2 separate regions of the Homo sapiens genome follow, and region 2 is linked to region 1. The links are chromatin loops, found by intact Hi-C in ENCODE. Cell type or tissue: heart right ventricle. All regions are shown on one strand. Each heading gives the region's core, and the rest is flanking DNA. Links, peaks and the distances in the headings are about the cores only. Region 1 overlaps MICAL3 (microtubule associated monooxygenase, calponin and LIM domain containing 3). Region 2 holds the start of LINC01634 (long intergenic non-protein coding RNA 1634).

Region 1 (15,531 bases), core at 2,048-10,047:
GTTACATTTAAGCAAAAGCCAAGAAAATCGGGCAGTGCTGTTTCCCAGTGTAACCTTAACTCCCTCGTGTTATCTAATGAGATTTTCAGCTTTATTTACTCTAGTATAAGACACGGAATTTAACAGCAAGAAATGAATTTGGGTTATGTGGACAAGTTACCAGAATGAAAAACTTAAACTGTCTTCTACCCTGATCCCCACAACATATTTTGGCAGTCCATCTCTGCCTATATTGTTCAGATAAGATTAGAAAGAAATAAAACATTTAACTTACATACTGATGTTCTGTTGGCCGTCTTATTTGCTCCGGCTTTGAGCCATGTAGCACTCTTTTTTTTTTTGAGACCCAGTCTGGCTCTGTCGCCCAGGCTGGAGTGCAATGGTGTTATCTCGGCTCACTGCAACCTCTGCCTCCCGGTTCTAGCGATTCTCCTGCCTCAGCCTCCTGAGTAGTGGGATTACAGGTATGTACTGCCACGCCCGGCTAATTTTTGTATTTTTAGTAGAGATGGGGTTTCATCATGTTGATCAGGCTGGCCTCAAACTTCTGACCTCGTGATCTGCCCACCTCAGCCTCCCAAAGTGCAGCACTCTTTAATAGCAAATCCTGTGTCCCAAACATGAGGACATATGCCAGGAGGGTGTTCAGGAGAGTCTGTGTAACTCACTCTTGGGACAGTGCTGGGTTCTGTTTTTTGGGGACACACTTGGGGTGACTTGAAAATGTGCTATTTCATACCTGGTTTGTTCTGTATCCCTTTTAGCTCTCTTTATCAGGTATTTCCATTTCTAAATTGGGGTAAATGAATTCGTTGAATTTTTTTCTTTGTGCATAATCTGAACAAGTGAGTATAAGTCCTGTAGCTGGGGGGCTGGGTGTGGGGCATGGGAGCGGAAAAATATGGAAGGCAAGGGAAAGCTGGGTAAGGAAGAGTGCAGAGTGTAAGAAGTTCTCAGAAATACCAGAAAGTTGTGGGAATTTGTTAGGAAGTCAGTCAAGTAGGGTATGAGATTTTTTTTTAAATTTGCGGGCTTTTCATTCACTGTCAGCCGTGAGCCACCAAGATCCTTGGGTGACTTTCTAGCAAGTGTAATTTTGAACTGAAGCGTGGTCCTGTTCCCATTCTGAGTAGAGCCACTTCCCATCACACGATGATTGTGGTGACTGCAGCTTGACTGCGGCTTCTTGCATTGTTCTGGCCTTTCCCTTCTGCAGAACTTAGAACCATTTTCTTGTGGGTTTGTGATCACAAGGCTGACCTGAGACTGACAGTTCTTTCAAAGAAGTCAGTCTTGAGCTGTTTTTGGAATCTGTGCCACGCTGGCCTTTGCCTGCTTTATTCCTGGGAATGTTTCCATGCTTTGAGGATGGGTGTGATGTGGTCCATGCTGGGGCTCCAGAGTCCAGCTGCCTGGGCCCAGCTCTGTCTTCTACCACATAGAAACCATACAGCCTTGATAAATGACTCAATTTCTGTTTCTTCATCCACAGAATCTACCTCATGAGGTTATTGTGAGGACTGAAGAACTCTAGTGTGTAAAGTTCAAGAGAACAGCATGCACAGTAGTGCTCATCACACAGTAAGCACATATTACGTGCTACCACTGTGCTGTGAAATAACCAGGACTCAGTGGCACACAGCTTTTTTTTTTTTTTTTTTTTTTTAAGACGGAGTCTTGCTCTGTTATCCAGGCTGGAGTGCAGTGGTGCCATCTCGGCTCACTACAACCTCTGTCTACCAGGTTCAAGCGATTCTCCTGCCTCAGCCTCCCAAGTAGCTGGAATTACAGGTGCGTGCCACCATGCCCAGCTAATTTTTTATTTTTAGTAGAGACAAGGTTTTGCCATGTTGGCCAGGCTGGTCTGGAACGCCAACCTCCACCTCCCAGGTTCAAGCAATTCTCCTCCTTTGGCCTCCCAAAGTGTTGGGATTATAGGCGTGAGCCACCACACCTGGCCTCACACAGCTCTTATAAATGTATCAGGTTTGAGTAAAACATGAAATGTGGAAATAGCAGCAGTACTAGTAATTCCCGTTTATTGAGCAACTTCTGTGTGCCAGGCCATGCAGCATAGGCTCTGCTGTACATACCATCACTTACTTCTCACAGCAGTCCCCTGAAGCCTGTTTTATCAGCACTGTTGAGGGCCAGGCCCAGGGCAGACAGCAGGGTGGTGGAGCTGGTCTTCCTCACAAAGCCCTAGGGAGCTGGGCTTTGCTCTTGACTGCCTCGTCACTTTCCTTACCTGTGTTCACCCTGGGAGCCAGAGTAACAGGAAAGTCATTCTTTGCCCTGAGCCTGGAATTTTGGCAGCTCACATAAACCATGGCCCAGAGGGAAGTATGATTTCCAGGATATAAACCATTTTTGGGTGAGTCTTCAGTCTTTTCTGTTGTGATAAATAGGAGGAGGAGCTCAGGGGACTTGTTTTTTATTTATGTATCTTAAACATTTTTAAATTTAATCTCTTTTGAGACAGCATCTCACTGTGTTGCTGGAGTGCAGTGGTGCGACCACAGCTTACTGCAGCCTCGACCTCCCAGGTGCAAATGATCCTCCCACCTCAGCCTCCCCAGTAGCTGGGACCACAAGTGCGTGCCACCATGCCTGGCTAATTTTTTGTAGAGACGGCGTCTCACCGTGTTGCCCAGGCTGGTGTCAAACTCCCGGGCTCAACTCATCTTCCTGCCTCGACCTTCCAAAGTGCAGGGATTTCAGGTGTGAGCCATCGCACTTGGCCAGCCTGTCTTTTCGAAAGGGCCCATGATTTGCCTGCGTCTAAGCCTGGCTCTGATTGGTCTCCCTTCTGCACACAGCAGACACCCAAACTCTGAACTGCCACCCCGGTTCCACAGTGGGGCTGGAAGGGGTCGGTTGTGGCCATCAGCTTCACACCCTGTGCTGCTTCCACTATCATGACCTATGTGTGGCTCCGTCCTGGGCCTCATGATGATCAAGCCGGTGTCCCAGGCCCTGTTGGGAAGGATCATATGCTCAGTTACATACCCTACAGAAGTAAGTCTCTTATCAGATTTCAGACTGGTAGAAAGTTTCTCCCATTTGGTAAGCCGTCTTTTCTGATGTCCTTTGAACTACAACATTCCCTCCCCAGGCTCCCCCCACCTTTGTTTTCCCCATGGTGAGGCTTGGCAAGTGTTGATGCCACAGGGCATGAGTGAAGAGGGTGGTAGCAGCGCCTCTGTCTGCATGCACACACCTCTCTTCTCCCTTTTCCCCCCATCTGGGTGGTGAAGGAGGCTTACTCACCCCACAGAAGAGTCAGAAGTAAAGACCCACAGCAAGTAGGCTCGGAGTCACAGGATGCTCCTTAAAGAACTGAGAACTATTGGGCATGGCTGAGGGCCCCTTGTAGCCAGAGGTGGGCAGCCCACGTGGGCCCGGCTGGGCAAGGCGCAACATGCCTGACGTGCAGGGGCCTGAGGGCAGGTCTGGGTGGGCATTGTAGGGGCTGCAGGCGCTTGGGGGCTGGCAGTGCCAAAGGCTACTTAAGCTGACGGGTCAGGTTACAGTTGCTGTGGGAACTGTGACCTTTGAATTTCCTGGCTTATGCATGGAATTTCAGTTGCACAATACTACAACAATTTGGATTATTTTTCCTCCCTTTCCTCTCCCTCCTTGGCACTTAATTTTTTATCCCAGTGAATGAGATCCATAGCTCTCTGCCCTTGCCCTTTTTCCTGGGGCAGACAGTCTTACTCACCTTCCTTCTCCTGCTGCCCCAAAGTGTGCCTGCCAGGAGACCAGCCCCGGACCCTGACCTGTGGGAATCTTCCTTCTGCCTCCAAGGCCCTGAAGATGGGGGTGAGCTGCCCGGGATGGGCTGTTGTGTGTTGTAGGCGGGCTCAACCTTTCTGTGTGCTTACCCCTCCCCGATGTGCCTTGCTGTCCCTACTCCCGTACGTCCGTTCACCTGTTGCGTGTGCCTGGTCCACCCTCCCAGGTAGCTTAGCCTGGTTCGCTCCAGATTTCAGTTTCTACTTGGAGTCCCACCCTCTTTGGGAAACCCGTTGTCACCACCTTACCTGGGAATTATTTCCCCTTCCAGTGGACCATGTGACTTGAACATTTCATCTGGTGTTTAATCAGATACTGCCTCAGGATATATATTTTCTTGTCTCAAGATTTTTTTGTTTTTTGTTTGAGATGGGATGGTCTGGTTCCTTTTTTCTACAAACCAAATTATAAAATTTGAGGGCCAAGATTTTAACAGTACCTTGCTTATTAAATAGCCACTGGTTTGTAACTGATTTGCTGAACTGAGCATGTGTTCTTAGTGTTTGCCTTGAGGAGCGCACTGGGCTTGGGAACAATGAAAGATGTAGGAAAAAGCAAGGTCCTTGCATCCAGATTCGTTAAGAGGCCTTGCCTGGCCTTGTGTGGAGTGGCCTGCCTGCCTTGCCATCCTCCTCTTCCTCTCTCACTGAGCCCTGAGCCCACTGGCCGGTGGTCCTGGAAGGCCATGTGCATTGTCGCCTGTGCCGGTGCACGTGTGCTGCTTCTGCCCCTGGAGCAAGCTCCTCCTTTCCCTGGGCATCCTCCCTCCCGGGTCGGGCTGGATACCTCTTCATTACCACCTGAAGGGCCAGGGGGCCCCTTCCGATGTTCTGTCTTAGGTTCTGCTGTTCTTTTTCTCACAGTGTGTAAGTATGGATGTATCTATATATTGACGTTTTTACACCGATGGCTGTGTCCACCACTGTCCTTCCATCTCTGGGGCACAGGAGACATAGGAGTTCTGTTCACATTCTGTGCTTAGCCCCAACACAGTGTCTGGTGCCTGTGTATGCTAGATGAATGCTAGATGTATGCTAGATGAATGCTAGATGAATGCTAGATGAATGCAGTCAATGCTAGATGAATGATGAGGTTTTTTGTTTGTTTGTTTTGACATGGAGTCTTGCACTGTCGCCCAGGCTGGAGTGCAATGGTGCGATAGCTCACTGCAACCTCCGCCTCCCGGGTTCAAGCGATTCTCCTGCTGAGGCTGAGGAGGCCTCAGCCTCCCAAGTAGCTGGGATTACAGACACACAACACCATGCCCAGCTAATTTTTTGTATTTTAGTAGAGATGGGGTTTCACCATGTTGGCCAGGCTGGTCTCAAACTCCTGACCTCAAGTGATCTGCCTGCCTCAGTCTCCCAAAGTGCTGGGATTGAAGGCATGAGCGCCCAGCCCCCCCCTTTTTTTCTGACACGGGGTCTTGCTCTGTTGCCCAAGCTGGAGTGCAGTGGTGCAATCTCAGCTCACTGCGACCTCCGCCTCTGGGGCTCAAGTGGTCTTCCCACCTCAGCCACCTGAGTAGCTGGGACTTACAGGCATATGTCACTGTGCCCAGCTAATTTTTTTGGCAGAGGCGGGGTTTTGCCGTGTTTCCCAGGCTGGTCTCGAACTCCTGAGCTCAAGCAATCTGCCCACTTCGACCTCCCAAAATGCTGGGATCACAGGTGTGTGCCACTATGCCCGGCCTCCAGAAGACTTTTTAACAGCTCACAGGGCACAGTTTAGAAAGCACTGCCTGCAAATCGGGTGGGGTGCTGAAATCAAGGACAAGATAAATATAATAGGAAAGACGTAACAGATAAAAAAATTTTCCACATTAAAAAAAAATGCTGCTCAATTAAATGGCTTGGAAAGACAGACTTAGCACCTTTTCTCACCAACCCCAATTCAAGGACCTGTTTAAGGCACCTACTGTGTGCCAGGAATATTACAGGTGTTAGAGGAGGGAACATAGGAAGTGGTGGGGAATTACTAAATTCTGCTTCTGATTTTGGATTTTTTAAAATGTATACATGATATTAGTGCTGAAACCTGACACTTCTCAGGAAGTGAGAACTAAAAAGCACAGAAGCCCATCTGCCACATAGTGAGTCGGTCACAGCCGTGACTGCAGAGTTCTGTTATCTGACTCCCAAAGGGGCCTCCAACCAGTGGGCCCTGCGGCAGATCACGAAGATCCTCTGATCATGGCCCTGCAGCTGGTCAGCCGCTCACTCAAGGACCAGTGGGCCCTGGGGCAGACCACGAACATCCTCTAAGCATGGGCCAGCAGCTGGTCAGCCGCTCACTCAAGGACAGACGGAATGGCAGATTTAGAACCTGGCGTCCATTCTCAAATCCCATTCAACAACATGGGCGGGGGACAGTGGAGGGGAAGCCATCTGTCCTCCCTTCTCACCAGGCTGAGAAAAGTGGGTGTTGAAGGTGGGACCGAGAGAAGAGCCCACAGACCCCACTCAGGGAGACTTCTCTGGGGACAGTGGCACAGAGCCTGCTAACCTGCTGGAGCGGCTGGAGCAACGGCCCAGTCCCTCTGCACACTGTGAATCCTGGCAGCCAGGGCAGAGATGTGGACCAAAGGGAAGTCTGATTACCGACTATGTGGCCTCAGAGTGCCCTTCTCCTCTGACGAGCTCCCAGTGCTTTCGTGGACGTGACCTCATGAGGCCCTCACACTCATTCCATAGGTATTTTCTCAGGCAAGTCACAGACGGCATCCCAGCACACAGGGAGAGCTGAGAGCCTCAGTTCTCTCTAAAACATGAGGAAGCATGCACCCATCCCAGGGTGTCGGCAAAGAGGCCATCCTAGACGCTGCGCTTCTCACAGCTGTTCTGGCTAGCAGCATCGGCTGCTTCTCAAAAATGATTCTGAGAGCTTAGGAAAAAGCGAATACCTCCAAAGTCCCAAAATAAGTTTCTAGAATTCCACAGAACAGAGTAACAGTCCTGCCTCACCTCCTCACAGATCAAGGGCCCATGTTGCCTTAAATCATTTCTAAGATAAACCAAAAAAGGAATAAAGGTGGCAGGGAAGAAGGAAGAAGGAAGGAAGAGAAAAAAAAGCATGTGTCTTGCCTAGAACAAAGGAGTTCTCATTTTAATCTCCAGATGGACACTGTCATTCCACAACGCCTGTCGGCTCCAGACCAACCCAAGAAGCACGATCTGCGGACAAACTGCTCATTTTACATTTCTTTCTCGTCCCTTAGAGAAAAGCACATGTATTTCTACAAGAGTCCTCATTTGGCCGGGTGCAGTGGCTCATGCCTGTAATCCCAGCACTTTGGGAGGCCGAGGCAGGTGGATCACGAGGTCAGGAGTTCAAGACCAGCCTGGCCAATATAGTGAAACCCTGTCTCTACTAAAAATACAGAAAATTAGCTGGGTGTGGTGGCGGACGCCTGTAATCCCAGCTACTCGGGAGGCTGAGGCAGAATTGCTTGAACCCGGGAGGTGGAGGTTGCAGTGAGCTGAGATCCTGCTACTGCACTCCAGCCTGGGTGACAGAGTGAGACTCCATGTCAAAAAGAAAAAAAAAAGTCTTCTGGAGAAAGTTAAAGAATGTTCTTAATAAGTCATTGAATTTTACATATTTTTGACTTTGTGTGTTGGGGGATAATTTTGTTTATAAAGTCTTTAAAAACTGACCATTTTTTGCATTGGTTAATTTACCCATGAGACCATTTATTTGTAGTTAATAAAATACAAATCTATTTAAAATGTTGAATTCATAGTTTTTGGTCACAAGGCATGTTTGAAGTTTGTCGCCCCATGCTAATCTAAAAGCGCCTAACTCCCCTCGAGCTCCTTTAGTATGCTTTCCATATATCCTACGTCAAACTGTTTGGTGGCCACATCTGTTTGAGGAAGGTGAGCTAAAGTGTGGAACCGGCCTTTCTTTCAGCGGCTCGTTGGGGCATTAGTGGTTGTGGTAATTATTATATCACTCTTTGAGTATCGGCTCTCAGTTGGACACTCTCCCAGGCATTTCAGGTTGGTTGTTTATTTGAACCTCACCTCAAAATCATTACATCCATAAGAGGCACATACTAATATATCTTTGTTTTGTGGTGGGGAAATGTAGCCTGAGGAAGCTTGCCCGAGCCAGGGTCTGGTGAGGTCTCCGGTTTGAGTCTGCGACTGTGGAGCTCTGGCGCCTCAGCTCTTCCCAGAGCAGCTCCCGGCTCCTGTGCTGCTCCCCCGTGGAGTGTCCTCACCTGTGAACACCTGCTCACCTGTGAGTGTCCCCTCAGTAGGGCGGGTCTGAGCTCTGGCAAGGTTGCTAGGCTTTTCTCCCTCCCCCAACGCTTCCACAGAGGCAGGGCTCGGCACTGGGCACGCTATCTGATTCCCCCTTTGCTCATGTGAATTCTCGCCATTTCCTCTCTTTCCTCTTCACTCTGCTGGACTTGGTCTCATCCTTCAGGATCTCCTCAGATCCACCCTTTCTTCCGTGAAACTTGCATCTATTTACCTACTTTTACAAGCATCATTTAATAATTATTTTTATTTAATTTTTAAATTTTACTCTTTTTTTTTTTTGAGACGGAGTCTCACTCTGTCATCCAGGCTGAAGTACAGGGTGCAACCTTGGCTCACTGCAACCTCCGCCTCCCAGGTTCAAGCGATTCTCCTGCCTCAGGCTTCTGAGTAGCTGGGATTACAGGTGTGCGTGACCACGCCTGGCTAATTTTTGTATTTTTAGTAGACAGGGTTTCACCATGTTGGTCAGGCTGGTCTCGAACTCCTGACCTAGTGATCTGCCCACCTCGGCCTCCCAAAGTGCTGGGATTACAGGCGTGAGCCACCACGCCCAGCCAATTTTTAGTCATTTTTACAATAGAGAAGGGGTTTCGCTGTGTTGCCCAGGCTGGTCTCAAATTCCTGGTCTCAAGTGATCTTCCCATCTTGGCCTCCCAAAGTGCTGGGATTACAGGCGTGAGCCACCACACCTGGTCCTCATTTTTATTATAATATGTACTTAAATGTATTGAACTGAATTTGTTAGAAGCCTGTCCTTAACCTTTACCTCTCTTCTGAGCTGTTGTCAGTGGGATCCCCATGCTGTAGGCATGAGTGGGTGTGTGTGGGTGTGTGTGTGTGTGTGTGTGTGTGTGTGTTTGCATGTACACTGCCCAGTGGCCAAGACTGTGAATCCATAGGGCAGATTCATCAAATATTGTCGCTTGAGTAAATGCCTTAAATATATGTGTTCTACTTTTTTTTGCAGGGTATGTAGATGCCGTTGTGATGAACAGAATACAAATGCATGGGAAAATGTTGAATTCTTAGTAGCTTTTTTATTGTTAGGCATTATTTTCAGCCAATAGGTTGTATGGAATAGCCTCTATCACATAAAGATAACAAAATCACTGATGGTGAAAACGAGTAGTTATGCCAGGATAGACCAGGGATGCTGGCCATCCTGTTCATTTGCATCTGTGCCACAGGTGTTCTGTTCTTTCAGCACGTGTTGGTTGACTGCTTAGCTGGATGGTGGCCCTTGTCCATGGAACCTCTGTCTCACCTACCCTTGATCAGTCCCATGGAGTGTGTGCACACATGGGTGCCCAGGAAGTACTTACAGATTTGACTTAGTCCTTGGATCCTATTTCCCCTGTTCCACTACCCATTCCCATCTGCTATTTCACTTTCTTGAATTCCCTCTTACTTTTCTTCCTTTGTCTAGTTCTTACAGATAACCCTAACCTCCAATAATTTTCTGTCAATTAATTGCAGCTGCTTCCTGAGTTCCAGCTGCACATTTAGCAAGGCTCAGGCTACACTGGGGGCAGATACATAATCATTGAAATAATTACTCATGGACCATTTTTGCCAGGTATCATGGAAGATGCTTTAGAAATGCATTCTGTCGTTTACTTCCTAGAAATACCCTAGACAGTTGGTACTGTCTTTATCACCATTGGCAGGGGAGTTAACTAGGAATTGGACAGCCAAGTGTGTGGCAGAGTCAGGATTAATCTCAGTCCAACTCCCAAGCCTGTGCTCTGAAGCCCTCTGCTACCCTCATCTCCTGAGGATTGGTCATGGTTCTTCCCCTGAGGAATTTTCCATTGGAGAAACAGAAACAATGCAAACAGTACTGTCTGGATATGAATAAGGATTGAATTGTTTGGAACTGCAGAGGAGTGAGGAGGTGGAGGGGCTCAGAAAGGACGAGAAGAGATGGAGGCTTTGTGAAGAAGGCAGGTCTTCTGCGGGGTTCTGGAATAAGGCTGGAGAGGGGAGGAGGAGCGCTCAGGTGTGGGGAACCACACCCAGGCCCGAGGGAGTGGAATGTGCCCACAGGCTGTGGGGCCACTTTGGAGGGCAGTTATCTCAGGGAAAGTGGGATGAAGCTGGGTGGCCAGAGTCAGGGACTGGAAATTCGATGGGAGGCATGAAGCAGTGGATGATAAGGAAACGTGTGTGGTTGTCAAGCAGGATGTGGCAGGATGAGGGTTCTGTCTGAGAATGATGAAGCTGGCAGCAGATGGCAGATCCTGCATGGCATGGAGTTACCTCCGACTCCTCTCTAGTTCATGTGTGTTGACTCTTCATTGCCTGTGTGCCCTGTGGCCCAGTATTATTTCTTCTGGTCCTGGGAACAGCTGTCTACATGGAAGTCCCACGGTGGTTGGTCCCGTGGTGGTTGGTCAGACCACCCTCGAGTGCAGTGTAGTGAAAAGGCATAGAATGTGGAGGTTGGAGACCTGGATTTTTGACTCCTGGCTTTATAGCTTACTAGTTGGACAAGTGATCTGACCTTTCTTAATTCTATTTTCCCCCTTATCTGTAACTTGCAGATAATTATAACTACTTACAGGGTGGTTTCTGGATTAAGATGATAGCAGATATCAGTAGAGAGGCTACTTAGTGTTCACGGTTCCAGGCTTCCTGGGATCAGGTGTCAGCTCTTACTGTGTGACTTGGGGCAAGTTACGTAGCCTCTCTGTCTCCTTTTTCTTGTCTATCACATGAGGCTGATCGCTGTATTAAATACTTAACTCACAGTGACAATCAGTATATCAGTAGTAAGTGATGAATACACTATAGCTGCAGTTATTCCTGGGGGCCTCATCTTCATCAGCACCATTATTTCAGTCCTTGGGATGAATGGAGTCAGTGCTTTCTCTAAGGTAGGAGACCAAAGCATGAAGACTCTCTGATGTGTGGTAAGAAATGGTCTCTAATCATTGTGTTAGTGACATGCCTTCAGGACCTCTCTTAAGCATTGAAATTATAGGCACCCTTGTGCCAGTTCCAGGGTCTTTTAGGGGTTCCGGGTATTATTGCAATCCTGTAAAAAGTCATTGCTTTCTGATACAGAAGGACTCTCGCAAGCACAGCCATTCTCAGGCACAGAAATAGTTCCCTTCCTTTTTTTTTTTTTTTTTTTTGGAGACGGGGTCTCACTGTGTTGCCCAGGCTGGTCTCAAACTCTCTTCTTTTTAAATAGAAGGGGAAGGAGGGAAAGGAGAGCAGCGGATGCATGGATTTCCTTTGGCCCAGTTTCCTCCCTCTGTCAGAGGACTTCCTACCGCAGGGAGTGGGAGACACCTGGGGGCAGGCCCGCACCTGCTCTGTGCCCTTTCAGCGATGGCGTTTCTGTTTTGGAGTGTTTGCTTTCCCCTTTTCCCAGACCTCCACCGCGCTTCAGTTTAGCAGTGCGCTTACGGTCAGCAGTGCCATGCGGCTGCTGCTTCTGAAAACCCCCAGCCCTCCTGAACCAGCCAGTGTCCCAGCTGAGCAATTCGGGGTTTTTGTTTTGCTTTGTTTTTTAAAACAAAACTCAAAATCATTGGACCTTATCCTCTGTAGTTGAAGTGAGAGTTACTTTCTGAGGACTGGCTTGTACCAGAAACCAGCTGGTTTTAAGTTGCTGCAGATCTTTAAAGGGACAGCTTATTTGTGGACCAGATTTCCCTACTCACAGAAACTTTCTGTCAGAGGGTTCTAGTGTGGAGGTGGGTTACAGATGGCAGAAATGCCCGAGTTTGATTTTAAATTTTTAATCTTCACGTAGGGTCCAAGTCCTGTGGAGCTAATCTCTGACATCCCCACCCTTGCCCTGTTAGGGTTGGTCAGTGATACATGTGGACGTGTGCTGTGTGCGCAGATAGTGACAGGACCCAAAAGCAGATCATCACATAAGAGTCAGGGCTGTTCGCTGGGGCCTGTGGCGTTGGCAGCAGTGTCCTCAGCCAGCAGCTACTGTGTACATGGCTGGGAGACGGGGCTTTGCATATTTGGCCTCAATCATATAAGGTAAGAATGTGAGGAGAGGGATGTGAGGGAAGAGCCTGGTGCTGTGGAATGCAGGGACAGAGGGCAACAGCAGGCTGGCCTTCTTCCTCTTGAGCTGAGGAGAGGCAGATTTTTTGGGTCTTGATTGGCTCTTTTCTTCATTCTTGTTAGAACACGGAATTCCAGCTCCAGTAGTAACACCATTTTGAATCCTTTGTTTGTAATGTCCTGGAGACTGAGATTAGGAAGCAAACCAACCTTTGTCTGCCTTTGGGGAAGGCCCAGAAGGAAGTCTCTCTGTTATTACCTTAATGGTACCAATTAGTTGGTAACCAATAATGGTTGTTATTGCCATTGTGTTACAAAATTTGCGAGGGTCTCAGATTGTACTGTGTATTATAAATGCAGCAAGAGTAGGGACCACGTCCTTAAAATATGTCCCCACGACCTTGTGCCTATTTGACCCTCAGCTGGTAGCCTGATGGGTAAAGCGGCTCCTTGTCTGCACCAGGGCATCTTACCTTGCAAGGCAATGATCGGCCTGTGGGATTCATGTGGGTGTGGAGTAGGAGGAGACACAGAAGCGACCCTCCTGGCTGGATCAGCATGGGTAGCTGTGTCTTCAGTGAGGCCTGACTATTATCCACTTGCGAAGTTTGTGGTGACTCCTATGGCTTATGGAGCACGTTGATGGGGTGCGGGCTCACAGGAAGAGTCTCACCTCAGTGCCAAGGGGTGTCAGAGATGCTCACTGCCCTCCTCTCCTTGGGGTTGCATGGAGGCAGGATGGCGCTTGGCCGTGGCAGGGTAAGGAACCGGCGACGGAGGCCCATCACGTGTTCACAGCTCTCCTGCGTCAGTGCTTGGGAGATAGGGACTGTCAGGTCCTTAGCCCGCATTTATGTGAAGGCAAGGGGAGCAAAATCATTGTCATTAAAGAATGGAGATGGCTGTCATTTCATCTCACGCCATGGGTGTCCCTAACAGTCTTCCTTTAAACATCCTGTGTCCAGCTTGGGCAACATGTTGAAACCCTGTCTCTACAAAAATACAGAAATTAGCCAGGCGTGATGACACATGCCTGTAGTCCCAGCTACTTGGGAGGCTGAGGTGGGAGGACCACTTGAGCCTGGGAGGCGGCGGGTGCAGCGAGCTGAGATCACCCCACTGCACTACAGTCTGGGCGACAGAGTGAGACCCGTTTCAAAAATAAGTAAGTAAATCTGTGTCTAGGAAGGTTGTAGCTGAAGTTAAATTATTGATTGGAATAGAAGTGTTTCTCGCTGGCTAGGTGTGGTGGCTCACACCTCTAATCTCAGCACTTTGGGAGGCTGAGGCAGGAAGATTGCTTGAAGGTAGGAGTTCGTGACTGCCTGGGCAACATAGTGAGACCCTGTCTCTAAAATTTTTTAAAAAAAAATTTAGCTGGGCATGGTGGTGTGCTCCTGAGGCTAAGGCAGGAGGATCCCTTGAGGCCAGGAGTTCAAAACCAACCTGGGCACCTACAGAAAAACAAGTGTTTGTCACCTTCCTGCCCTTTCACAGGATACAGATAAGAAGGGAGTAACACCAGCAGCTGGTTTTTATGCCGCCCTGTGTAGCTCATTTGCTTCATTTCTGTTCAAAGGGTCCTTGGAAATTGCTTATTCCTAGCACCTAAAACTACACCTGCCATAGTTAGTGCTCCAAATTTGTCGAATAATTTTCCCTTTTTAAATTCTGGTTCCCACTGCTGCAGTTCTAACCCATCCCCTTTTTTCTTGTGCTCGAGCACCCCTGGATGTGGCCTGGCCGCAGTTCCATCTTCCTTGATGCTACCCTCCTGGCTGCAATCAGGCGGTGCTGCTTTGAAGGCTCCTGTCCTCCTCCCAGGTCCCACACCAGCTCTCCTGCCCGGCTCTAAGAGCCCTGGGTCAGCTGCCTGCCTGTGCAGCGCTGCTTCTCTACCTCTGCCCAGCCTGCGAGTGCCTGCTGAGTGCGTGCCTCCGGTGGCACTGTGCTTCCTCTCCCTGAGCGGCCCTCTCTGTTCCTTCCCAGATCCCAGCTCTGTACCCCGACAGCCTGCCTGCCCAGTTGAGGACATGTTTGCTTGTTCGCTTTCGCACTTACGTTAGTTTTCCCCTTGAGTTCCAGGATCTTTAGCTTCTGGAGGGTTGGAATGATGTCTCGCTTTCCTCTCCCAGCAGTCGTCACACGCCATGTGATATGTGCAGTCAGCAAGCACTCGATTGACAGACCTACCCCTCTCTCCAGTCACTGGCCTTGAAAATTATCTGTAAGAAGCACTTTCCTATCTTTGCCTCATTTTGAACCCATTTTTCTGTAAGTCCTATAGTCTGTCTTAGTTTGAATGTTTAGGGAATAGGTTGTATGGATTTGCCTAGGAAAGGAAACCCCAAACAGATATTTTCAAAGGCTGATCTTGTGATACTGCACAGCCCCGCCACTTGCCCATTGGAAGGTGAGGTGGTGGTGAAGAGGAGCAACTGGAGGCAGGCAGGCCGTGGCACTGGTGGCAGCAGCAGGGTTGGGGTGGGGTGGGCCTGCCTTGGAAGGGGCGCTAACTCTAGAATGGCTAAGGGCAGGCCCAGCCCCAGAGTCGGTTAGGGGTGCAGGCCTTGTTCTCCCACCCACACCCCAAGTCTGGGCCACCTCCTGCCATGTTGGAGATATGATTGCTTCCTGAAGTGGCACCCAGGAGTGTGTGTGGGAAGGGGACTCCAGGAGCTCTGCAAAGCTGTTCTGGACCTGTTCAGGCTTGGCAAGGGGCTCTGGGAGCAGATCCCATGGGTGTGAGACTATGTGCCCCTTCGCTTAGGGAAGGACCATGGGGGTGAGAGGGTGGGGGGAAGGAGGCAGATTTGGAGACTGATGCCCTCCTGGTCAGATCTGAGGGGGAAGGGGCCTCCACTAGGTGTCTGTTGCCCGGGGCTGACGCTCCCCCAGTGAGAATGGCCGCGGGTTATTCAATCCTTTCTGCTGCCTCTAGTAGGACCCAGCGGGAAGGAGATTTATGTTTGTGCTTTTGTTAGCTTCTTTTTCATTATCTCTTCAGTTCTCAGACCAGAAATCTTTGCATTTCTTTCTGGTTCTCACACCTCATGTTTTAGCCATTAGCAGGTCCTGTGAGCCCTGCCTTCATGTTTGGCTTCTCATTACAACCTACACTGACTCCTAGGCCAGGCCACCGCCAGCCATCCTCTGGATTTTTGCAGGCACTTCCAGATTGGCTTCCCTATGCCCACCCTGGTGTCCCTAGGTGTGCTGGCAGCTGGCAACCAGGAGCCCCTGGTAACACACGGTAGCGATGTCATTCTTCCCTGCTCAGACTCCTGCAGTGGTTCCCCTCGCACCCCAGTCAATGCCAAAGCTGCCAGGTGGCCTACCAGGTCCCGCACCGTCTCGTTGCCCTGCTCACCTCATGACCCAGCACCTCCTGCTGAGCTCGTGCTCTTTCCATGCCTGGAGGACTCCCAGT
Region 2 (15,531 bases), core at 4,030-12,029, 64 kb before region 1:
TGGTTTACTAGAAACGGAACCCTTAAATAACAATGGCTTAAACAAGGTAGAGAATAATTTTTATTTTACATAAAAGAAGTCTGGAGATAAGCAGATGGAACTGATACAGTAACCCTGTGGTCATCGGGGCTGAAGCTTCTTCTGCCTTTCTCCTCTGCCATACTTACTGCATGGCTTCCATCTTTAAGATCGCCTCACAGTCACATAATCGGTGCTGGAACCCTAGTCATCACATGGTGTTCCCAGTAATAGAAAGTGGAAGAGGTCCTCTCCCTCTCCCTCTCCCTCTCCCTCTCCCCACGGTCTCCCTCTCCCTCTCTTTCCACGGTCTCCCTCTCCCTCTCTTTCCACGGTCTCGCTCTGATGCCGAGCCGAAGCTGGACTGTACTGCTGCCATCTCGGCTCACTGCAACCTCCCTGCCTGATTCTCCTGCCTCAGCGCCGCCACGCCTGACTGGTTTTCGTATTTTTTTGGTGGAGACAGGGTTTCGCTGTGTTGGCCGGGCTGGTCTCCAGCTCCTAACCGCGAGTGATCCGCCAGCCTCGGCCTCCCGAGGTGCCGGGATTGCAGACGGAGTCTGGTTCACTCAGTGCTCAATGGTACCCAGGCTGGAGTGCAATGGCGTGATCTCGGCTCGCTACAACCTCCACCTCCCAGCCGCCTGCCTTGGCCTCCCAAAGTGCCTAGAGTGCAGCCTCTGCCCGGCCGCCACCCCGTCTGGGATGTGAGGAGCCCCTCTGCCTGGCTGCCCAGTCTGGAAAGTGAGGAGCATCTCTGCCCGGCCGCCATCCCATCTAGGAAGTGAGGAGCGTCTCTGCCCGGCTGCCCATCGTCTGAAATGTGGGGAGCGCCTCTGCCCCGCCGCCCTGTCTGGGATGTGAGGAGCGCCTCTGCCCGGCCGCCCCGTCTGAGAAGTGAGGAGACCCTCCGCCCGGCAACTGCCCCGTCTGAGAAGTGAGGAGCCCCTCTGCCCGGCAGCCACCCCGTCTGGGAAGTGAGGAGCGTCTCCGCCCGGCAGCCACCCCGTCCGGGAGGGAGGTGGGGGGCTCAGCCCCCCGCCCGGCAGCCACCCCATCCGGGAGGGAGGTGGGGGGCTCAGCCCCCCGCCCGGCCAGCCGCCCCGTCCGGGAGGGAGGTGGGGGGGGCGGTCAGCCCCCTGCCTGGCCAGCCGCCCCGTCCGGGAGGTGAGGGGCGCCTCTGCCCGGCCGCCCCTACTGGGAAGTGAGGAGCCCCTCTGCCCGGCCACCACCACGTCTGGGAGGTGTACCCAAGAGCTCATTGAGAACGGGCCATGATGACAATGGCGGTTTTGTGGAATAGAAAGGGGGGAAAGGTGGGGAAAAGATTGAGAAATCGGATGGTTGCCGTGTCTGTGTAGAAAGAAGTAGACATGGGAGACTTTTCATTTTGTTCTGTACTAAGAAAAATTCTTCTGCCTTGGGATCCTGTTGATCTGTGACCTTACCCCCAACCCTGTGCTCTCTGAAACATGTGCTGTGTCCACTCAGGGTTAAATGGATTAAGGGCGGTGCAAGGTGTGCTTTGTTAAACAGATGCTTGAAGGCAGCATGCTCGTTAAGTGTCATCACCACTCCCTAATCTCAAAGTACCGAGGGACACAAACACTGCGGAAGGCCGCAGGGTCCTCTGCCTGGGAAAACCAGAGACCTTTGTTCACTTGTTTATCTGCTGACCTTCCCTCCACTATTGTCCTATGACCCTGCCAAATCCCCCTCTGCGAGAAACACCCAAGAATGATCAATAAAAATAATAAATAAAATAAAATAAAATAAAATAAAGAAAGTAGAAGAGGTGGCCGGGCACAGTGGCTCACGCCCGTAATCCCAGCACTTTGGGAGGCCAAGGTGGGCGGATCACAAGGTCAGGAGATCGAGACCATCCTGGCTAACACGGTGAAACCCCGTCTCTACTAAAAATACAAAAAATTATTCGGGTGTGGTGGCAGGCACCTGTAGTCCCAGCTACACGGGAGGCTGAGGCAGGAGAATGGCATGAACCCGGGAGGCGGAGCTTGCAGTGAGCCAAGACCACACCACTGCACCCCAGTCAGGGCAACAGAGCGAGACTCCGACTCAAAAAAAAAAAAAGAAAGAAAAAGAAAAAAGAAAGTAGAAGAGGTTAGGATAAAAGAGTGCCAGCTTAACTAACTCCCATTAAACAGCTTCCCCGGAAGTTCTACCCAAATATTTCTTCTTACATCTAATTGGCCACCTTCACTTGCAAAAGAGGCTGAGATATGTAGTTTTATGGCTGAGAACATTGCCACCCAGATAATGCCAGGGTTCTGTTAGTGAGGCAAGAGGAGAAAGTAGATAAAGGTTAGGCAACTGGCAATCTCTGCCCTAGGAACAAGTGGCCTTTCCGTATCCTTTTCAATATATGCTGCATACTAGTTTCTCATAAATGTAAGAGTTATTTTTTCAAGCACTATTTTTCTTGTTTGTTTGTTTTTTGGTGGGGACAGGGTCTCGCTCTGTCACCCAGGCTGGAGTGCAGTGGCATGATCTTGGCTCACTGCAACCTCCACCTCCCAGGTTCAAGCGATTCTCCTGCCTCAGCCTCCCAGGTAGCTGGAACTCCCAGGCTGGTAGCCACCACGCCTGGCTAATTTTTGTATTTTTAGTAGAGATGGGGTTTCACCATGTTGGCCAGGCTGATCTCAAACTCCTGACTTCAGGTGATCTGCCCGCTTCGGCCTCCTAAAGTGCTGGGATTACAGGTGTGAGCCACTCTACCCGGCCACTATTTTGTTGTTGTTGTTTGAGATGGAGTCTTGCTCTGTTGCCCAGGCTGGAGTGCAGTGGCACGATCTCAATTCACTGCAACCTTCACCTCCCAGGTTCAAGAGATTCTCCTGCCTCAGCCTCCCAAGTAGCTGGGATTACAGGCGCCCGCCACCACACCTGGCTAATTTTTGTATTTTTAGTAGAGACGGCGTTTCGCCACATTGGCCATTCTGGTCTTGAACTCCTGACCTCAGGTGATCTGTCTGCCTCGGCCTCCCAAAGTACTGGGATTAAAGGCGTGGGCCACCATGCCCAGCCTCTTGCTCCCTCTTTCAACAGGTTTCCTTTTTTCCCACGTCTCCTCTTCCCTAATACCTTGGCATCATGAAGGCTGGAGAGTCACAGCAACCTCTTTCCTAGTTGTCTTGCGTCTAATCCTGTGCTCTTTTTGTTTTATTAACTTTTGTGCTTGGGCCATTTTTTCTTTAGTTTCTTTGTGCCAATAATTATGTAATTACATGAACGGTGACATAATTCTATTCAACAGTACATATTAATGTTCCAGGGACCAGGTACCAAAAAAACACAAAGCTGTTAACAAGAACATCAAACAAACGTGTGGGCTGGGTGCACTGGCTCATGCCTGTAATTCCAACACTTTGGGAGGCCAAGTCAGGAGAATTGCCTGAGCCCAGGAGTCCAAGACCAGCCTGGGCAACATAGCGAGACCTCATCTCTACAAAAAAAAGAATTATCTAGCTAAGCCGGGAGCGGGGGCTCACACCTGTAATCCCAGCACTTTGGGAGGCTGAGTCAGGCGGATCACAAGGTCAGGAGATCAAGACCATCCTGGTTAACACGGTGAAACCCCATCTCTACTAAAAATACAAAAAATTAGCCGGGCATGGTGGCGGGCGCCTATAGTCCCAGCTACTTGGGAGGCTGACGCAGGAGAATGAGATGTGAACCCAGGAGGTAGAGCTTGCAGTGAGCCGAGATCACGCCACTGCACTCCAGCCTGGGCAACAGAGCGAGACTCTGTCTCAAAAAAAAAAAATTAATTTGGTTATTGGTGTTGGCAGGTGCCTGTAGTCACAGGTACATGGGAGGCTGAGGTGGGAGGATTGATCGCTTGAGCCCAGGAGGTAGAGGCTGCAGTGAGCCAACATTGCACCACTGCACTCCAGCCTGGGCAACAGAGTGAGACCCTGTCTACAACACACACACACACACACACACACACACACACACACACACACACAGAAAATGTGTGGCTTGGCCTTAGTCTCTGTCATTTTTTTTTTTTTTTTTTTTTAGATGGAGTCTTGCTCTGTCACCAGGCTGGAATGCAGTGGTGCAATCTCAGCTCACTGCAATCTTCACCTCCCCATTTCAAGCGATTCTCCTGCCTCAGCCTCCTGAATAGCTGGGACTATAGGCACGCACCACCACACCCAGCTAATTTTTGTATTTTTAATAGAGACAGGGTTTCACCATGTTGGCCAGGATGGTCTCAATCTCTTGACCTCGTGATCCACCTGCCTCAGCCTCCCAAAGTGCTGGGATTACTGGCATGAGCCACCTCACCCAGCCCACTTTTCTTAACTCTTTCTAAGTTGATATGTGCTAGGCCAGGCACAGTGGCTCACGCCTGTAATCTCAGCACTTTGGGAGGCCAAGGTGGGAGGATCACTTGAGCCTAGGAATTTGAGACCAGCCTGGCCAACATAGCAAGACCTCATCTCTATAAAAAATTTAAAAATTAGCCTGTGGTGGCACACACCTGCTACCTCAGCCTACTAGGTCCCAGCTACTCAGGAGGCTGAAGCGGGAGGATCACTTGAGCCTGGGAAGTAGAGGCTGCAGTGAGCCAGAGATTGTGCTACTGCACCCCAGCCTGGGTGACAGAGCAAGACCCTGTCTCAAAAAAAAAAAAAGTTTATATGTGCTTAAAAGAACCAAGCCTTTTATTGAATATTGAAGATTCACCAAGGGTTTTATTTGATCATGGTAATATAATTATAAAATCATTATTAATAAGCCATAAAATGTACAAAAGCATATCCAGTGAAAAATAAGTCTCCTTTCCATTTCTGTCCCCCGCCACCAGCTCTCCTACCCAAGATAACCACTTCTTGAGTATTCTCAAAGACGGTCTATGCCTTTCCAAGTCCACGTACATATGTATGCACACGTGCCTGTTTGACGTTTTCCAGCAGAAGTGGTAGCGTATCATACACACTGTTCTGCATCTGCTGTTCCCATTTAGCAGTATGTCTCAGGGATTATCTGCCTATAGCCAGATCTACCCAAAGCTCAGATCGGACCATGAGAAACCAATGAGCAAAATGTGGAATATATACACAATGGAATATTATTTGGGAATATTCTAATAATACTAGAGAAAGAATGAAAGTCAGCCTGCCATGGTGGTTCATGCCTGTAATGCCAGCACTTCGGGAGGCCGAGGCAGGTGGATCACCTGAGGTCAGGAGTTCAAGACCAGCCTGGCCAACAGGGTGAAACCCCATCTCTACTAAAAATATGAAGTTAGCCTGGTGTGGTGGCGCATGCCAATAATCCCAGCTTCTTGGGAGGCTGAGGCAGGAGAATCGCTTGAACATGGGAGGCAGAGGTTGCAGTGAGCTGAGATCATGCCACTGTACTCCAGCCTGGGTGATAAGAATGAGACTCTGTCTCAAAAACAAACAAAACAAAACAAAAAGAACAGTGATTAGTGTCTTGGTAGGCCCAAGCAAGGAGATGATGATGGCTTGTACCAGATCGGTGATGTGAAGTTCAAGAAAAGTGGGCAAATTAGAGATGTATCTTGGAGGCAAAATAGACAGGAGACTGGAGGCTGGCATAGAGATAGAATGCTGCCCAGAGTCTCTAGTTTTTACATCTGGGTGGGTGGTGGGCCATTCCCTGGGGGAAAATTAAGTTCCTGGGACTTGGGAGTCAGGACCCTTCTTGGGTTTTAGTCCCAGCACTGTTTCTGTCTCTGGGAGTCAGGCAGGTGACTTCCCCTCTGTGGGTCTCCTCACCTGATGAGTAGGTAAACTAATTCCTTTCTGAAGTCCCTTCCAATAAAATGGCTCTACAAACTACTAGACCTTGACATGTCAGTGAATATTCGTTTCTGAGGCTAGTTTTTTCCATAGCACTAACTGAGATGTGCTGTGGGCTTTGAATGGGAAAGGGGGACGCAGGGGAGGAGGAAATTTGAGAGGGTAGGGTCCTAGGAGCCTGAAGGTGGTCAGAGCAAGCAGAGATAGGGAAGCAGTGCCACCAAGAGAGACACACAGAAGTGGACACCAAAGGGTGCACAAAAGCTATTCCTGCATCCCAGGCCAGCCAAGGGACAGCCCTCCCATAGAGAGAAGGGTACAAGGGAGGAATTTTGACAACGATTAATCAGTTTCAGTGGGAGAGAAAACCTAAAATACAGCCAGGAAGAAAAAAACTCAGTAGCATGATCCAAATCTGATGGGATTTCATAAGATCTCCCTCTAATCCACTTCCTTTGCTTCATAATTGATTTCGGTTTTAGCCAAAGCAAGCTTCTCAAAGTTAGGCTTTTATCCCCGATCTTGTGCCTGGCATTTGCTCCGGGGGTCTTGTAGCCCCAGTGAAAATGTGAGTTCCCAGGAGGATGAGCCTCATACTTATTTTCTTTTACATCCTTGTATTGTATCCATAACAGAAGCACCATAAATGTTTACTGATACCTCACATCTAGAAAAGTTGCTGCCGAAAAGTCATGCCTTGACCTGGACTTCATGCCTTTGTCTCATAAGTACAGCGATTTGTCACTCCATACTGGACAGAGCTTGGGGGGAAACCGAGGTCTTCTCTGTGGAATGTGAGGTCTTCTGGTCTGTCGCAGGCCCAGGCTTCCCTAAGGTGGAATAAGAAAGGAAGGGCTTCATGTTTCAGAGGGAGAGAGCAGCCGGTGATGCAACTGCTGAGTGACGTCCCAAGGTAACAGAGAGGAGACGGGCTGTGAGCTGCCCTCACCCTGGCCCACTGCCAGTGGCCACCAGAGCAGGGAGTGCCCATAGTGTTGGCCAATCAGACGAGGACTGCAGAACAGGAGAAATGGGAACTGTGGTCCTGAAAACCTGTGCTTTCTCGGCCCGATGAAATGCAGAGTTATGTGATAGCATGCTTCTGACTTTCAATATTCTGAAAAACAACCCAGCAAACATATGTGTATACACATATACAGGAAAGCCTGTACATCTATATGCTTTTACATATGTATATGTATAGCAGAGATCTGCTTGCTCAGGAAATGTACCCATGGATGTGTATGTTGTGATTGATACACACACAGGAATATCCATCTGAGGAGGCTGTGTGCATGTGCCCAGATATATAGAGGGAGGGGCTTTGAGCTGAGCCTGGTCCCAGGTGCCCCTTGCTTGTGTTTCTGGGCAAGGATCGAGCCGAGTGCAGTGAACACGCTCTCTTATTTATTTATTTATTTATTTATTTATTTTGAGATGGAGTCTCACTCTGTCGCCCAGGCTGGAGTGCAGTGGTGCGATCTCGGCTCACTGCAAGCTCCGCCTCCCAGGTTCATGCCATTCTCCTGCCTCAGCCTCCCGAGTAGCTGGGACTACAGGTGCCCGCCACCATGCCCGGCTAATTTTTTTTTTGTATTTTTAGTAGAGACGGGGTTTCACCGTGTTATCCAGGATGGTCCCGATCTCCTGGCCTCGTGATCCACCCTCCTTGGCCTCCCAAAGTGCTGGGATTACAGGTGTGAGCCACTGCGCCCGGCCGTGAACATGCTCTCCTGCTGCGGGCCTCCAACTGCCTGAGGACGCCAGCTGTAACCTTGCCATTCTTCAGCCTTCCCCAAGGCCCTCACCTGCTGATGCAGGAAGTGAACCCCATTAACTGCTGCCTGATTAGCAAGGCTGAGCAGGTGTCTGCCTCCCGAAGAGGGAGCCAGGCTGGGAGCACCCCACAGATAGGTCTGCAGGAGAAAGGGCTACCAGGGGAGCCCCGCCACGGGGGCACCCTTCACTCTCACCCCACAAGCTTCTCCTTTCCATCAGTAGATATTTGACTCAGTAGATTTGAGACATGATTCCTGCTCTTCTTCACTCCACACATTCTTTGCCCACTTCCATTCTGTCTAACTCAAATTCTCTGCTTCAGCCAAATTAGCCTGCTCATGGTTTCCTGAATATAGCTGGAGATTTCCTGCCCCCCCAGGGCTTTGCCTGCTCCGTCGTCTTCTACCCTGGAATGTGCCTCTCCACCAGGTGTTCCACCACCCGCCCCAACAACGCCCCCCACTACCCCCCCTCCACCCGCCTCCCGCCACTTCCAAACACTACCTACAAGAAGCCTTCCCTGACCACCCAACTGAGTGTGCTCTCCCTGCGCAGAACCCTCTCTTAGGTTGGCCATCTGGTACTGGCATTTAGGGTTAGCTTTCTGTGGGCATGAGATTACAGACTTGGTGTTCTCATCAGATACTCTGGTGTGCCTGACCAGAGGCCCCTCTCCAGCCTTCTTTTAAGGCCTTTTAAGTGTCCAGAGTGTTCTAACCCGTCACCCCCAGTTTCTGTGACATTGCCCTTCAAACATGGCACAGACATAATGAGATGATCAAACAAAACACCGTTACTAACCGCACACAGCACATGGTCAATGTGCAACCCCTGCCTTAAACCAAATAGTAACCAATTAAGAGTTTGTGTTCTTATTTGGGTATCTCAGGATGACTGGAAGTCTTTATTTATTGAGTTCTTTACTCCAAGCACTAAGCCTTCTTGATAATCCACTCTGGAAAATCATTTCAGGGGCCCATTTTTGCTGGTTTGGTTTGGTTTTTGCTTTTCTTGGCCTACAAAATTACCTCTAGGAGTGGGTGAATATTAATCTAGGACCCAAGACCCTAAGCTCTGACCTTAGCTACCCATTATGCTGAACTACAAGGATTGACTGGCCAGTTTGGGAATGATTTGAACTGTCTGCACTGTTCTCTTTTGAGCTCCCTGTTTTGTTTTGTTTTTTTCCCTGAAACATCTCTCTAGAGGTTGGCTTGGGTAACAGCAGCATGCTCACTGCTGGAATTCTTGTCCCAGACTCAGTAAGCAGACAGCATTCACCAAGTATGAAGTTTCTGATACCCAAATGTAGTCTTTCCCTCTGTAAGCCAAAATTGTCTGCTTGGGAATCTGAATCAGAAAGTCCTTGGGGGATGTGGAGACTGGAGCGATTCCCAAGTCTGCCACGGGACATAGCTTTCCATGTGGACAGTGATACTGAAGGCTGTGGGGTGGACAAGCAGGAATCCTCCCTCCTGGAAACTTTCAGTTCCTCCAGCCAGTCCAAGGCTAGATTGGGGGTCACTAGAAATTTCTGAGCAGCCCAGGATAGGAAGCCCAGTCTCTAGGGGGACCCTGTCAAAGCCTAGCATCCTTGGCATCTGTTAGATCTGTCTCGGCCTCCAGCTTTGCTTGAGATCACCTTTTGCTTCAAGCTGACTCGATTGCCTGCTGGTCAGCTCTGCCTGGGGCCATCCACTATGGTGACCACATTGGTCTCCTTCAGCCAGCCTTAAATTCTGTCTGGTTCTGTTCCTTGATTGTGATGAGCGTGCAGGTGCTTGCCTCTTCCATACCTCACACACATTACCTGCAAATTTGCACTGCACCTCCCAACCACAGCCCCCTGCCTGCCTGGGACAGAACGTGAGATGGAAGGTGAGAAAAAAAAAATCAAAGCTCTCCGTCTTACTATTTACAAACTGTTCTGGTCAAAAATTGAGTAGAGGAACAAACTGATGAAACTATTCTTTTTTTTTTACTAAAATAAATAGAAATTTCTAATAATCCTTTACATTCTCATAGTATGATCAAGAGTTTACAGAGTGTTGTCATATGCATTGCCATGTAATCCTCACACATGCCCCCATAAAATGGGGGAAAACGGATATTACTATTCCCATTTGACAGATAAGGAAATATGTGCTTTAGAGAAGTCTATTAATTTGCTCAACGTCATGCAATTAATAAATGATACTGCTGGAAATGAAATGCAGGCCTTCTTCTTCTAGGTCTAAAGACATTTTTGAAATACCTCTGGTGTTCACTTATCCTTACTCTTCCTGCCATCCTGTACCAGGGCCAGATCAGAAGTGAATGATCTGAATGCTCTCTGTGTGATCTAAGTGTGGCCTCCATCTGGCTTTTGTCTCGGCAGATTGGGCTAAGTCCAGGGAGGAGCGCTGGCTGTTTCCAGGCATGCGGGCTCATTATGTCCAGGTGGAGGAGAGTAATGACTTACTCACTTTCTTACTCACTTACTCAGTTACTTACTCGGCTTCAAGCCAAGGAGCCTCTCCCAATTCTTCAGCCCCAAGGGGCCTCCTACAGTAAAGAACCCTCACTGGTATAGGGATTTATGCCACTGAGACAATGTCTTTGGTGCCAGTGACTCTGCTGGTTAGAATGAAGGAAAGGGACTGACTCCTGGCTGTGTGGAAACCACAGAAAAGAGGACGAGGTTCCCGTGGGCACATCCTCTGCTTCTTCCTACCCTTGGGCTTAGCTGTGTCTAACAGAAACAGCAGCAAGGGATGCCAAGCACAGACCTGTCCCCGTTCTACGGCCTGGACAAAGCCATAGGCAGGGTTTGGTCTTAGCCCTATCTCCACCCAAGGTGAGATGTCATCATCAGAAAACTCCTATTGGGCATCTACCTGCAGCTCGCAGGACAGCAGTGATTTCTGCAACACCATGCCCTCCAGCAGCAACTCAGGCCCCCTGGTTTTGCAATATCGTGGTGGTAGTTCTAAGTATCCCTGGGGTGGGGTAAAGGGACAGGAAGTGTTGTTGATACATTCTCAATGCTAAATGTATCAAACTTCACACCGATTTAAAAATAAACATATACCATCTGGCATTTTTAGGAAAATGAAGAAGGGATGGGTTTGGGGAGGATGAATTGCTAAGTGGCACAAAAACAGGCTATTACCACTCCAGATAGATGTGAGTCACTCGGAGGAGCTCAGTCTTGTGTCTTTCATTCCAAACCCCTGAGCCAAGCAGACCTGGTAGCAGAGCTGGAGGGTGGCCAAGCCCAGGAAGCCACGCTGGGGGCAGGAAATACAGCAGGGTAGTTTTTAGCTGGTATCCAGGGAACAGAGCGGGTGATGGAAAGAGGAGAGGCAGAGGAAACCCATTACCACCTGGTGTCTTGCTACTAGGAAGATGGAATTCACTTCAGATTTTGGTCCGTTGGTGACTTGATTAACTACACATTGAAGGTAGACAGCTTACTGAGAGACAGAGGGGGTAGTGGGTGAGGACCATAAACTCTGGAGTTGGTAGGATGAAATGAGTAAATATATATAAATCACCTAGAACAGTGCTTAATGTTCTAAGTAAAATACTAATGTTGGTTATTGCTACTACTGAGTACAATGAAGAGCTGCAGTGGAAAGTCAGGGTGCTAGAGTGGCAATAATATGCAACACAGCTGGGTGCCGTGGCTCATGCCTATAATTCCAGCACTTTGGGAGGCCGAGGTGGGTGGATCACCTGAGGTCGGGAGTTTGAGACCAGCCTGGCCAACATGGTGAAACCCCGTCTCTACTAAAAATACAAAAATTAGCTGGGCGTGGTGGCACCCACCTCTAGTTCCAGCTACTTGGGAGGCTGAGGCAGAAGAATCAATGGAACCTGGGAGGCAGAGGTTGCAGTGAGCCAAGATGGCGCCATTGCACTCCAGCCTGGCTGCAAGAGCCAAACTCCATCTCAAAAAAAAAAAAAATGCAACACAAATGCATTTAAGACAGAAACCTGTTCTGCAAAGAGGAAGAGGTACCAGTAGATGCAATTATGGCAGCCTGGGGCTTTCTATAGGCCAAGTTTAGGCTACCTCATTGGAATAATATAATGTAGTTTCAGAACTGTGACTTCCGGCTTCAGCAGGCTGGAAGAAATCCATCTCCCATTAATCTTTCTATCAGACTCCAGGAAAAAAATAAAGCAAAAATATTTTCCTATTTCATCTTTAAGAAAGTCAAATTATTCAAGACACACTGAGCACCTATCTGCATAAAATAGTCTAATGATGATAGGAGTTAAAATGAAGTAAAAGATTTGTTCCCTGCTGTTAAGGATCTTATAATCCCTTTGGGAAGACAAGGTCAATACTGATACAGATGAAAGTATAATCTTCTTCTTCTTGAACAGTAAGAATCTATAACTTCACACATTTCTCTCTTTGCCCAGACTTTGAGCAAAGCTTATATTTAAATTCAGTGCCCAAATTCTGAAGCAACTCACTTTTTCTCAGGAGTCCTTCTGGATTCAATTATTTATTTACTTTTGAGATCTGGTTATGAGACTGGCTAATTTTTTGGTAGAGACGGGGTTTTGCCATGTTGCCAGATTGGTCTTGAACTCCTGGGCTCAAGCAATCTATCTGCCTCGGCCTCACAAAGTGCTGGGATTACAGGTGTGAGCCACTGTGTCTGGCCTGGATTCAATTTTTTATTACGAGTTTTATTTGTTTCTTTTTTAAGATACATATTCTAATGACAAATCATTTGAATCGTTTTGGGAATCAGAAGGTCAAAAGCACTAAAACCTTTTCTACTGGCATGAACTAGCAGTACAAGAAAAATAACCTGACTGGGCATGGTGGCTCACACCTGGAATCCCAGCACTTTGGGAGGCCAAGGTGGGTGGTTTGCTTGAGCCCAGGAGTTCGAGAGCAGCCTGGGCAATATTGTGAGACTCTGTCTCTACAAAATACACACACACACACACACACACACACACCACACATTAGCCAGGTGTGGCGTCATGTGCCTGTAGTCCCAGCTACCCAGGGAGCTGAGGTGAGAGCTCTAGGCTGCAATGAGCTGTGATTATACCACTGCACTCCAGTCTGGGCAACAGAGTGAGACTTTGTGAAAGAAAGAAAGAGAGAAAGAAGAGAGAAAGAAAAAAGAAAGAAAAGAGACAGAAGAAAAATGAGAAAAAAAGAAGAAAAAAGAAAGAAGAAAGAAGAGAGAAAGAAGAAAGAAAGAAAAAGAAAGAAGAAAGAAAAAAGAAAGAAAGAAAAGAAAAAGAAAGGAAGGAAGGAATAAAGAAAGAAAGATCCATGATGAAGACTCACAGAATCTTTGAGTTAAAGGGAACTTGGAAGTCATGGAGTCAACTCCTGTCCCAAAGTAGATATCCTATAAGCTCTCAGATGCTTGGATCCCAGCATTTCCCTAAGCAGACTTCCAGACCATTCTGTGGTGAGTCCGCAATTTTGGAAAATTCTTTGAACAGAAATCTATCTCCCATTCATCCTTATCCCTAATGATCCTCCTTCTGCCCTGCGGAGTGACATAGAACAAGCCACGTACCTCTTCTTCATTGGCAGCCATTCCTATACATAAAGTCAATAATCATGTTCTTCAGAAGACTCCAGGCTAGACATGCTCAACTGCAGTGGCCCCTCATCCTGCTGAGCAGTGCCCAAGGCCTGCAGCCTCCTCCTCTGGTGGATGAACTCTAGTTTATCAAGGTCCCTCCTGGAACCTTGTGCTACAGAGTGGTATAAATATGACCTGGCCAGCACCAAGATTCCTGGGCCAGTTACTCCGTGAAACATCAGGTTACTCTCTGTCTACTAATATAGCTCTGAGGTTTCATTAGCTGTTTCACCAGCTGCTTCCCACGTGGGGCTCTTACTGAACCTGTTGGTTGACTTAACTCCCTATCTTCTGTTTCACATGCACAAGTCAGGCCTCTACTGTGCAATATATATTTTCAACCAAAAGTGCAGGCCATTATATTTATTCATGCTAAATCTGAACTTAGTGGTTTTAGTCTATCAAAAACTCTAGGAAGACCTTTCTTTCTCTTTTAGAGACAGGCTCCCACTCCATTGCCCAGGCTGGAGTGCAGTGATGCAATCATAGCTCAATGTAGCCTCAAACTCCTAGGCTTAAGGGGTCCACTCTTGTGCACCACCACACCTGGCTAATTTCTATTTTTTTTTCCTAGAGACAGGGTCTTGAGCTGGGAGTCCTAGTGCACACCTGTAATCCTAGCTACTCGGGAGGCTGAGGTGAGAGGATCCCTTGAGCCAGGAGTTCAAGGCTGCAGAGCTATGATTGCACCACTGCACTCCACTCCAGCCTGGATGACAGAATGAGACCCTGACTCTTTAAAAAAGTAAAATAAAATAACAGGTTCTCGCTATGTCACCCAGGCTGATCAAACTGCTAATCTTAAGGGATCCTTCTGCCTCAGCCTCCGGAGTAGCTGGGATTACAAGCTCATTCTTAATGTTTATCCTGTCAACTATAGATTATAACTAAATTTTCATCTATTTTTGATTAGCTAGCTATGGTAGCTTTCTGTCATTTACAAATGTAGGCAGCCTGCCTTCAGACTTCAAGATTACTAATGAGATGCAGAGTGACCTTGAACTAGACAGTTAACCTCTGTAGAGCTCTGTTTCCTCATCTGAGGAAAGCAAGGGAGCAGAGAATGACCTCGTAGGTCTCTAGGAATTTCAGTGTACCTTATGCAAATAAAATGGCCAGCTGGTAAAAGACAGGGAAGGGGAAAAAAGCATAGACTGACCCCTTTCACTCATGGTATAAAGTGGTCAAGTAAATGTTCTATGTTCAAATATATGTATTTTAACTTTAAACCTCAGGCATTGTCTTCAGGTAATTAAACTCTGTGAACAACATGGTAGATACCTTCATTCATAATTAAACATTCAATTTTTGCATAGTGCTAGTCTGTGGGGGAGAAAAGCTGCAAAATTTACAGGTATTTTGTCAATTTAATTGCAGTAAATTTGTTCCTAAATTCAGTACGTTATCTAAAACTGCTTGATGAAATATTAGTCTTTTTTTTTTTTCTGAGACAGAGTCTCACTGTGTCGCCTAGGCTGGGATGCAGTGGTGTGATCTCAGCTCACTGCAGCCTCCTCCTCCCAGGTTCAAGCAATTCTCCTGTCTCAGCCTCCCGGGTAGCTGGAACTACAGGCACACGCCACCGCACCTGGCTAATTTTTGTATTTTTAGTAGAGATGGGGTTTCACCATGTTGGCCAGGATGGTCTTGATCTCTTGACCTCGTGATCCACCCGCCTCGGCCTCCCAAAGTGCTAGGATTACAGGCATGAGCCACCGCACCCAGCCAAAGTCACTAATACAAAGTATTAGTCTTATACTCACTTTAATGCAATAGGTGCTAAACACTGTTTTCAGTATTCAGAAATTCACTCAATAAGAGAATTTATAAAAGATCTATTGCCACGTTGAATCCACTCCTATTAATTTTCCAACAGCCTTTAGCCCTAAATTTATTCAAGAGTAAAAAACCTTTTGGCCTGATCTGATTTTAGAAGGTACATTTTAAAATAGTCAAAAGGACTAGATTCCCTCCCATCACACTTAACTTTCTCAGTGGGGAAAAAAACAAACGCTGAAAAGGTTTAAAGAGATTCTAGAGTTGACATTGAGCCCCCAGCCCTCACCTTCTGCCCTCTTTGCTATCTTCTCTCAAGGAAGAAGAAAGCAGCATTAGGTTTCATTTCATCTTGGAGAACCATCAGCGAGATCACACAGCCTTATTGCCAACCTTTGACAGTTCTATTACTCTAGTTGCTTTTCCTGAGAGGTCTCCCCTACCCCACCCATCAAAGCCTAACCCTCTCTGACAAGTTTTTCAATTTACCCAATCATCCCATCAGCAGTAAATGCTGAGATTAAAACGTGAGGATCAGAGGGACA

What was found. Hi-C counts contacts between places; a loop is a spot of excess contacts. Peaks named below come from ENCODE experiments on the same cell type or tissue, not always from the same donor. Only the 100,000 strongest peaks of a DNase experiment are listed, where the experiment ranks them.
Region 2: a loop joins it to region 1, with 3 times the contacts of the local background. A loop is called at or near these places in 6 of 110 quality-filtered maps.

What each region holds. Positions count from the first base shown.
Region 1 is chr22:17,960,859-17,976,389 of GRCh38, reverse strand. All of the region lies in intron 1 of MICAL3 (microtubule associated monooxygenase, calponin and LIM domain containing 3), which reads left to right. Among named protein-coding and RNA genes, the nearest start is that of MIR648, 12 kb to the left of the region's middle. RefSeq lists enhancers at 2,243-2,795, 14,935-15,531 and a silencer at 6,253-6,547. In heart right ventricle, for the core only: no CTCF peak of the experiment used is centred there; a DNase peak (open chromatin) is centred at 6,452; H3K27ac peaks cover 4,374 bases.
Region 2 is chr22:18,027,165-18,042,695 of GRCh38, reverse strand. LINC01634 (long intergenic non-protein coding RNA 1634) reads right to left here and starts at 13,311. Exons shown (of 2, transcript NR_024417.1): 1 at 13,142-13,311; 2 at 4,728-6,936. RefSeq lists enhancers at 13,122-13,221, 13,262-13,331. In heart right ventricle, for the core only: no CTCF peak of the experiment used is centred there; no DNase peak of the experiment used is centred there; H3K27ac peaks cover 2,122 bases.